Regions from separate parts of the Homo sapiens genome. Here region 1 is linked to region 2. A link is a contact called in ENCODE Hi-C data. All regions are on one chromosome and are shown on one strand. Each heading gives the region's core, a stretch centred on a gene start or an enhancer-like site at or near the end of the contact. The rest is flanking DNA. Distances are from core to core; before and after follow the strand shown. Region 1 holds the start of EMID1 (EMI domain containing 1). Region 2 holds the start of PITPNB (phosphatidylinositol transfer protein beta).

Evidence for each region. A loop is a pair of places that touch in the nucleus more often than their neighbours do. Pooled maps may share reads with other maps.
Region 1: a loop to region 2 is called in a map with no recorded cell type, with 8 times the contacts of the local background. The contact joins the promoter of EMID1 here to the promoter of PITPNB in region 2. A Hi-C loop is called at or near these places in 6 of 37 single-sample maps with no recorded cell type and 4 of 50 pooled maps.

Annotation. Positions count from the first base shown.
Region 1 is chr22:29,203,776-29,208,201 of GRCh38, forward strand. It overlaps EMID1 (EMI domain containing 1), which reads left to right and starts at 2,121. Exons shown (of 15, transcript NM_133455.4): 1 at 2,121-2,364. The coding sequence starts at 2,264. LOC101929638 (a long non-coding RNA gene) reads right to left here and starts at 2,057. Exons shown (of 5, transcript XR_938134.3): 1 at 1,696-2,057; 2 at 1,385-1,546. RefSeq lists silencers at 2,216-2,305, 2,316-2,475, 2,496-2,555.
Region 2 is chr22:27,915,811-27,920,505 of GRCh38, forward strand. PITPNB (phosphatidylinositol transfer protein beta) reads right to left here and starts at 3,446. Exons shown (of 12, transcript NM_012399.5): 1 at 3,362-3,446. The coding sequence starts at 3,381. It overlaps TTC28-AS1 (TTC28 antisense RNA 1), which reads left to right and starts at 3,566. Exons shown (of 5, transcript NR_026963.1): 1 at 3,566-3,735. RefSeq lists enhancers at 2,646-3,631, 3,632-4,616, 3,787-3,966 and silencers at 2,897-3,216, 3,407-3,476.

The sequences.
Region 1 (4,426 bases), core at 871-3,370, 1.3 Mb after region 2:
ACAGTGATAAATAAATACCCTGGACCCGGGAATCCCAGCCTCAGTAAGGACAGGCCCCTCTCTGATGTGAAAATGTTGATAACAGCTTTTACCAGGAGAGTCTCTTGCTGGGGAAATTCTGCAGCGGCCTGAGTCTGCCACAAGTTTGATGGCATTGGTTAAGAAATGTGGATGCCATTAATCGCAGGAGCATCTCAGACATGTTGCAAACAGACCTAGTAGTGCCTCCTCATTCTGTGGCACCCATCTGACACCCTAGACACCTCTCAGTCCCTCCAAGGCATTATCCAGTGCTTCTCCTTCCTAAACAGCTGCATGTTTGAGCTTCCTAAACAGCTCAAAGCACCCCTGGGGTGATGGGTTTTTATCTGGGCCGCTTGATTGGGGTTTCAGACAGGCCTGGCATCCTCTTGGGGGCATGGCTCCTCAGGAGTGACGAATTATCCAGGGTGTTAAGTCACTGATCTAGCTGTGTCAAAAACAAGGGCTAACCAGAGAGGTACAAAGCTGCATTTCTTGGAGGTCAGAGAGATGGCACAGGAGATGTGCCAAAATTTCACGTGAAAAGGAGGGCAACAGCTCCCCAAGGGGGCAACATTGGCACCATGGTGATGTCGCTGGAGGGAGAGGGAGCCCTTGGGGGACTATGTGAAGTAGGGGAGAGTGGGTGACAGGCCATTACCATGATATCTCAATCCTTCCCACACTCCTGTAACGAATGTACAACTGTCCTCCCTGCAAAAGAAACACTGAGGCTGCGAGAGGGGCAAGACTTGCCTGAGCTAACTGGAGCAGAAGTAGCAGAGGCAGGGTTTGAACCCAGCTCTCACTACCTGTCCCTTGGGACAGGGCAACAGCTTTCTCTATGTGGACACACTGGTGATGGATCCCCCGTCCTGCCTGCCTGCCTGCCTATGGTGGCCTATGCTGCCTGCCCCTGGTGAGTCCAGGAGGGGCAATCCAGTGACTGGCAGATCCTTTCTGGGGAGTGTTTCTAGAAGGGACCGTGGGTCTGGACAAGCCATAACAGGAAGTAGCCAAGCTGGGCAAGGGCTTCCCCAGCCCAGGCCTAACTACTGCCCATCGATCCAGGCAGAAGGCGGGGTTAGAGACTGCCCTGGGAGATTGGGGGTCTGGGTCCCCTCTGATGAGAGCTCTGGTCTCTCCCTATAAACACACACTCCTATCACAGACACACACATAACACACATGCACATAAATCCACATCAAGCATGCACACACATCCATCATACACACATACGACACACACATGCACCCCTGCACACACACACTACGCTTACATATACCTTTGTGGGATGTAGAGCCATTCCTCCAGAAGCCCATCCATGTACCCCAGATGAAACCACCCAACACCAATTCTTACCTTGTTACATATGGTGAAATCAAGGCATAGACCGAAGTGCTGTGGTTAAGAGCTGTTACTCTCCGAAGTCAGGCGATCTGGGTACAAATCCTGGCTCTGCCAAACCCCTGCCACGGTGCTTTAGGTAAATGACAGCTCCTTTCTGTGGCTTAGTTTCTCCACCTGTAAAATGAGAATAAGAACAGACTCTGCACTTATGGGGTCAGCCCAGATCTCCTCCTAGGGAGACTGCGAGTGCCTGGGCCTCAGTTTTCTCTTCTGTAAAATGGGGATATTGTGCCCAGTTCGAGCAGAGTGGCTTGAAGAGTCACCTGAGATAGGATGTGAAGTGGCCGCGGTGAGGTGCCCAATACACGTGGCGCGCACTGCTCAGGAAGCTTTCCTTGGAGGGCTGGATCCCGCAAAGGTGTCGAAAAAGGATGAGTCCCGGATATCATTCGCTCAGGTGAGGTGGGTTCGGGTCCCGGCTGCGTCTGGGACCGTGGCCCGGGCCTCAGTTTCCCAGTCTACAGCCCGTGGGAGGACACCTCGGAGCTGGCACCCCGCCCCCAAAAGGGCCCCGCGGCGCAGGGCGTGGGGCTCAGGTGGACACCTGGCGGGCCTCCTGGCGGGGGCGCCCTGGCCGCCCGGGCCCCTCCGGGCTCCTTCCGGGTTGGCAGCGGCGGCGCAGGGGGCGGGGGGCAGCGCAGAGGGGCCGGGCGAGGCCGGGAGCGCGCGCCCCCGCCCCCGCCCGCCCGCCTCCTGCCCGCCCTCCGGCCGCGGAGCTGGAAACCGGGCTCCGCGCGTCCGGGGCGGCTGGCGGCGCGGGCAGGCAGGCGGGGAGGACAGGCTGGGGGCGGCGACCGCGAGGGGCCGCGCGCGGAGGGCGCCTGGTGCAGCATGGGCGGCCCGCGGGCTTGGGCGCTGCTCTGCCTCGGGCTCCTGCTCCCGGGAGGCGGCGCTGCGTGGAGCATCGGGGCAGCTCCGTTCTCCGGACGCAGGTAAGAGCTCCCGGCGCCTTTGCACCCCGCTGGCCGAGGGTCCCGGCGCGCACACGCCCCCACCTCCAGGAAGGGCTGGGATTGGAGGGCGATCCAGTCCCCAGCCCGGGTGAGGGCAGGGACACGGCCATCCCGCGGTCCGGCTGAGGCTCCCGCGAGTGCGGGGTCCCCTACTCCATGTGTCGGAGCTGGCTGCCTCCCCTACTCCCTCCCTTTCAACCCAGGAGCTCGAGAGGAGGGGGAAGGGGCGCAACGAGGGCGAAGCCCTGGCCCTTCTGTTCCCCTGTCCCTAGGGCCCCTCCCCCTGCACTTGGGAAAGGCCTATGACACCCCCTAGCCGACTCTTCTCGGACCCTCTCTCCCCTTTTCCCTGTTCCTGTTTTTTTGCTTTGTTTTGTTTTTTGTTTGTTTGTTTTGTACCCAGGCTATTTATCTCCCTCGGAGGAGGGACTGGGGTGGAGTCTCACAGCCCAGTGGGTCAGTGTCGGAGATACCCCAGGGACCTGGCATTTTGGACAGAGAAAAGAGGGAGCACAGTCTTCCTTCTGCTCTCCTAGCGGCGGGGAACCTCCTCCCTGCTGGCCTTTACGGAGGAGCTCCCAGAACCTGACATGGTGGGGCCCATTATTATATATAGTGTCCTCATCAATCCTTGAAGGACCGAATGAGGTAGGGAAAACTGTCCCCATTCAACGGTTAAGCAAACTGAGACCCTAGGGAATTGGCATCATCTTTTAGCCTCATGGGCTATTCACTGAAGAGCTAGGTTGCAAATCTGCCCTTCTATCCTTGATGACAGTGTTTGAACCTGTCCTGGCCTCTGTCCTGGCTGCAGCCCCAGCGAGGGTCCCCTCCTAAAGGCCAGCCGCCGTTGTCCAAGGCAGACAATGTGGAGTAGCCAGGCCTCTCCAGGCCTTTTCATCCCATTCAAAGGCCTGCGCGGCCCCCACCCCCTACGGCCTCAATTCTTTAATTCTTTTCAGAAATTCTCCTTTCCCAGTGGTCAGGGGCCAGCATGCCCCTGCTGGGCTAGCAAGAGCAGTTGACATGGGCAGGGCTGGAGGACGGAGGTGGTTGAAGCATCAGAGGCCAGAAGAGCAGTTGTCTGAGACAGGGGTGGACGTGTGGCAGATGTTACAGCCACCACCTATTGTGTGCAGACAACAGTTAGCCTGAGTCGGCTCCGTTACCTGCATTCATCAGCTCCAGAATCCTCCCAGCTGCTTGGAGGTATGCTCTTTATGATTCTGTTTCATAGAGGAGGAAGATGAGGCTCAGAGAGGGAACATGACCTGCCCAGAGCATGGAAGTGAGCCGCCAGGATCCCAGATGCTAAGAGGACAGAGACTATGAACTCAGAAATCCCACTGTTAGGCTCAGGATGATGGTGGCGACAGCTTAAGGCCCAGACCGCCCTGCAGCCAGTTCAAGGCAGGGCTTCCCAGCCTGGGCTCCTCACCTCCCAGGGTCTCCTGGGTGGGAACAGGATGATGGCTATAACCAGGTATCTGGTGGTCACTGGGGACTGTCACTCCATGTGTTGACAGAAGCCTATCACAGTAGCCTGAGCATCCCAAAAACCCTGTGGGCAACACTATTGCACCCATTGTACAGATACGGAGGCTGAGGCCTACAGAGGACAAGTGGCACCTCAGTCCAGACCAGTCGATTTCCAAATCCAGTGGCTTTTTCTCTCCAGCAGCCTTGCTGGAAGAGGGAAAGAGGTTGTCGGCTTGGGGGCACCAGGAAAGGTTTGCAGTCATGATTAGGAGTTAGGGGCTCCAGCCTTGGACAGAATGGAGACAGAATTCCTTGCTCTTACAGGCTTGATGTGTGACCTCAAGTGGGTCACTTCCTGGCCATGGGTCTCAGTTTTGCTCTCAGTTTCCTTCTTTCCTCGTGGGAAGGACCAGCACCGGGCCTCACCTGCAGTGGTTCCTGCTATCAATCATGTCACATGGGGGTAGGGACCTGGAGCTTGAGGAGTCTGTGGGCTACCAGAACCTCCACTTGTGGCCCCATCCCCACGTTGCTGGAGACAGCATGGGGGTGTCATGCCCTG
Region 2 (4,695 bases), core at 2,196-4,695:
GTTGGGAGCAGATTATCAGGACCTGGAATACTATGGTAAGAAATCCATTAAATTCATCAGGCAATAAGGAATCCCAAAAGGTTGGTCCAAGAGGTAAGTGACAACTACTGCTGACCTGAAGAAGTCATCTGCAGGTGGTTGAAAACACTGACAAGCAGGAGAAGTGGGGAAAGCTATCTTTTGGGAGGCTAGGCAAGAACTGTCACAAAGGCCTGAACCAAGATGATGGACTGCAGAGGGAATGGAAGGAAGGGATAGAGAAAGAAGAGTTAGTCTTCCCTTAAGTTTCACAAAACCAAAGAATCACTGCTGAGTAATTTTACACTCACTAACAGGAAGATCCCTATTTTTATTTAAGAACACTTTCAAGGAAATTCTTTCAAAAAATTAAAGTGACTGATTAAGACATTCAGAACAATGAGTCAAGTAACTTCTTCAAGATTTGCTTAACAAGTAAAAGGGAAAAGGAACATACAGGCTTTGATTTTCTGTTGTTATTCTAAAAGCAGTATTCAACTTTCAGTGCCAGTTGAAAATGTTCAAATGTCTGAAAATCCTCATAAAAATAATTTCCAAATGGAATCAGTAACTAGTTCTTTAAAACCAGGACTTTACATTAATGGTAACTTCATCTACTGCTTAAATAATAACTTGAAGGGAAACAGCCCACCTCGAAAGTCATTTCTAACATTTTAATTCTTATAAAAAAATAAATAGAGGGCCAGGTGCGGTGACTCACACCTGTAATCCCAGCACTTAGTGGGCGGATCACCTGAGGTCATGAGTTCCAGACCAGCCTGGCCAGCAGGGTGAAACCCTGTCTCTACTAAAAATACAAAAAATTTAGCCGGTCATGGTGGCGTGCGCCTGTAGTCCCAGCTACTTGGGAGGCTGAGGCAGGAAAATCGCTTGAACCTGGGAGGCGGAGGTTGCAGTGAGCAGAGATCATGCCACTGCACTCCAGCCTGGGCAACAGAGACTCCGCCTCAAAAAAAAAACATAAAAATAAAAAAGAATTTTATAAGACAACAAACATTTGCCAAAGTATTTTAGTTACCAATATCTTCACATAGGAATAAGCTATTCATTGCTCCTAACCAACAAGAATTTTAGAAAGTTGACTTGAGAGTAAGAAGTATCAATTTTTCATTGAACAACACTGAATTCTTTAGAGCATGTTAGGCCTAGATGCTGTGCTAGATACCGACATTACTTAAGAAACAGCTTCTACCTTCAAAAAGTCTAGGAGGAAAAAAAATCTAGGGGAGATACACATGAAGAGTTAACATCAAGAAACTTAATTTATAACTCTTTGGGAAAAATAATTAGACTTTGGGCACGTGTCAACATTCATTATCTGGGTACATTTAAATCTTCATAATGAAAGCAAATGTTTGCAAAAAGCACAGTGCGCAAATTCCCAATAGGAACTGCTTTCCAAGAGTTAGCTTCATACTACTCACATACTGTCAAAGGGATCTACTGAATACTGTGTGTCTGTAACACTTTTGGAGGGAGGAAATACTCCAATGAAAGAAAAATGACTGGATCTATTTAAAATCAGTTCTGCAACTCACTTGCTGTGTAACTTGGTCCAAGTCAATTTCCTTCTTATTTTCTCCATTTGTTTTAGTGTCTGCCACCCATCTACCCACATCATCTAGAAGTCAGAGTAATGAACACTTGTTTGATACACTGTATAAACGACTTGGAAGAAAAGTTTTATATAAACCCAATATTCAGTACTATAAATAAGCTTTAATTGAGAATTTTCACTCTACCAAAAAAAGGCAAAATGTCTCTTCTCAAAATCCCTGTCACTGACCAAAGTTATCATTTTTCATCAATTCATTAACAAATATTTACTGAGCACCTATTACATGCGAGGGACTATTCTAAAAACTGGGGATATGAGAGTGAGCAAAACAAACTCATGGCCCTTACATGTAAAAAGAGAACACAACTAGTAGGAGAAAAATAATAATAATAAATTGTATTGGCATGTTGGATGGTGATAAGTACTATGGAGACCGATAAAGCAGGGAAGACAAATACCACCCCAAATAGTGGGAACTACAATTAGGTCTTCAGAAAGGGATTCCCTGAGAAGGTGACGTCTGAGCAAAGACCTGGAAGAAGGTGAGTTAGTGTGCCAAGGGAAGAACACTTCAAGCAAAGGGAACAAAAGCAGGTGGAAAGGTCTTGAACTGAACTTATTCTAGAGTAGCAGAGGAACAGCAAGGAAGCTTGCGAAGATGGAATGGGCAAGGAAAAGGTAGTAAATGAGATCAGGGCAGGAAAAAAAAGTGTAAAGCCTTGTAGCTGTTGCAGAGGCTTTGACTTTTATTCTGGGTGAGACAGGGAGTCTTTGGGAGGTATTAAGTCTCAGAGAAGTGCATCAGTGACTTTTTAAAGGAGGTTTAAGAACACTAAAAATAAGGTGTCTGAAAAAAGCTAAATTAAGCCAAAAATATTTCTAAGAATTTAAAATGAAGAATTTGAAAACCAACGAATGGGCCATACTCGACCTCCCTAGCTGCCCAAAGGATGCTGACGACACGAACCAGCTGTGACAGACGAACATTCAGAGGCAAGCAGATTTCCGTAATGTTTACAGTCCTTGCCAGTAGGAAAAGCCGTGACTTTTCAACAAAATCACTTGGCCAGTCGGATGCACCTCGAAATCCCTCCATTTGACAGAGCACGTGTTAACTTCTAAGAAAGTAGGTGGGGCCCGGGATGTCACCTCATCTTAAAACATGCGGAAACCAAAAAGAGAAAAGGCTCTCCCGTCAAGTCAGCGGAGCTGCCCAGGAGAGCGGAGGCTTTCCGGAATCCCGGCTCCACCACGAACTTCAAGGCGCCAGCGTCCCACCGCGAGTCCTGACACGAGGGCTGCCTTCAACCGGCAAGCCCATCTCCCGCTGGTTACCAGGGGACTCCACCCCGGACGACAAATCACAGTCAGAACCAACGTGTCTCTCCCACCCTCGGACTGCGGCTCCTTCCCACCGGCGGGCCTGGGGGTGGGCCCAGACCCAGCCTGGGGGTGGGGGGTTGGGGAGAAGGCGGGTCCCAGCGGAAACTCCCGGCCGCGCCTTCCCGAGCCATGCGCTCGGGCCGGGACCCAGCCGCCTTCGCCCCGGGGAAGGGAGAGGGCGTGTTACCACGGCAATGCCTGGAGGGCCGAGGGGCGCACTCGCTGAGGGGCTTCGAAGGGGCCGGGGGAGGGAGGGGGCGCCCGCAGGGAGGGGCTGACACAGGGCTGACTCCGATTTAGGAATATCCTACCACTTCTCCATCAACAAATCTCCCATCACTGCCGTCCCACGGCCTCGCTCGCGCCCACAGACCCACTCACAATTCCTTGATCAGCACCATCTTCCCGGAACCCCCTCACAGCTGCCGCCGATACCACCGCCGCCGCCGCCGCTACCGCCTCTCACAGCGCCTGCGCGGCCCCGCCTCCCTGCCCCCCCGAGCCACCATCGCGCCTGCGTGCTTACACCCTTCCGCCGCGACCAGTCGCGTCAGCGCGCGAGGGGGCCTAGCTCCGCCCAGTTTCGTGCCCCACCCCGGGCACACGAGGCCTCCACTGCGGTTGCGCAGCCTGCCGAAGAGCGTGCGGCTTCTACTGCGGCTGCGCAAGCTCGACGCGCGCACTCTTGTCTGCTTACGAGGGCTCCTCCCTTCAGCTTTGGTCCCTCGGGGCGTCTGGGCAGCCTACGCTTTCCGGTGAGTTTTCCAGTTGGTTCTTTGGAAGCCGTTTTGCGGTGACTGGTTTTCTGCTCTCTCTCACTGCTCCGAGTCAGGGCCCACCTCCTTGACCGACACCTCACCTCCATAGTCCACATAAAAGACTCCTGACAGGTTCTGGAGGCAGCCGACGCCAGCTTCTGTTCCCCTCCCCAGCCCTTGGCAGCTCAGGTTCCGCGGGAGGACGTTCACCTGCTTCGCGGTCTCGTGGAGGTCCACCGCGGCGGAGAATCCTAAACCTCACCTGTGACTCGGCAGGATGAGCGGCCAGCACTCCCGACGGAGGCCCTCTGGGAGAAAAGAGGCCCTTGGCCTCGAGACCCAGGAAAGCGGGCTGTTCAGGAGTTGGTTCGCGCAGTTACACCGAAAGCGCCGTGGGCCTCAAAGCCGCAGCCCGGAGGTCGCTGGCTTGCTCTGTGTCAGACACGGTTCTAGGCAGTGGGGATGCATCTAGAAGCAGACACAGTCCCTGTTCTCAAGAAGCTCACAGTCTAGAGGAGACAACTCACTTGGAAAGAAAGCAGGGAGAATTTGGGGTGGTGGGGAAGTGCTATGCTATGAATACAGTGGAGTACTGGGAGAAGCAGAGGACTCAAGACAAGGGCTGTCTTAGGAGGCGGTGTTTGAGCCTAGCCTGTTAGGATGTGAGAGGGGCATTCCAGTTGGAGGGAAATATGACCCGAGGATGGAGTAAGCCTAGGGTGTTCAAGGATCAGCTAGAGGGCAGATGTGGCCAGAACATCCTAAGTGAGGGTGGGAAATGAGCTGGGACCAACTGGATTACTAGGCCATAGTAAAGAATTTGTCTTCTAAGAACCATGAGAACCTGTTGAAAGGCTATTAAGACGATTAAAATATCACGAAAACATTTTTGTATAAACATCTGGTGTATCTGATAGTGGAATACATCTGTGGAGTTAGGGCTGCCTCCAAAAAAAT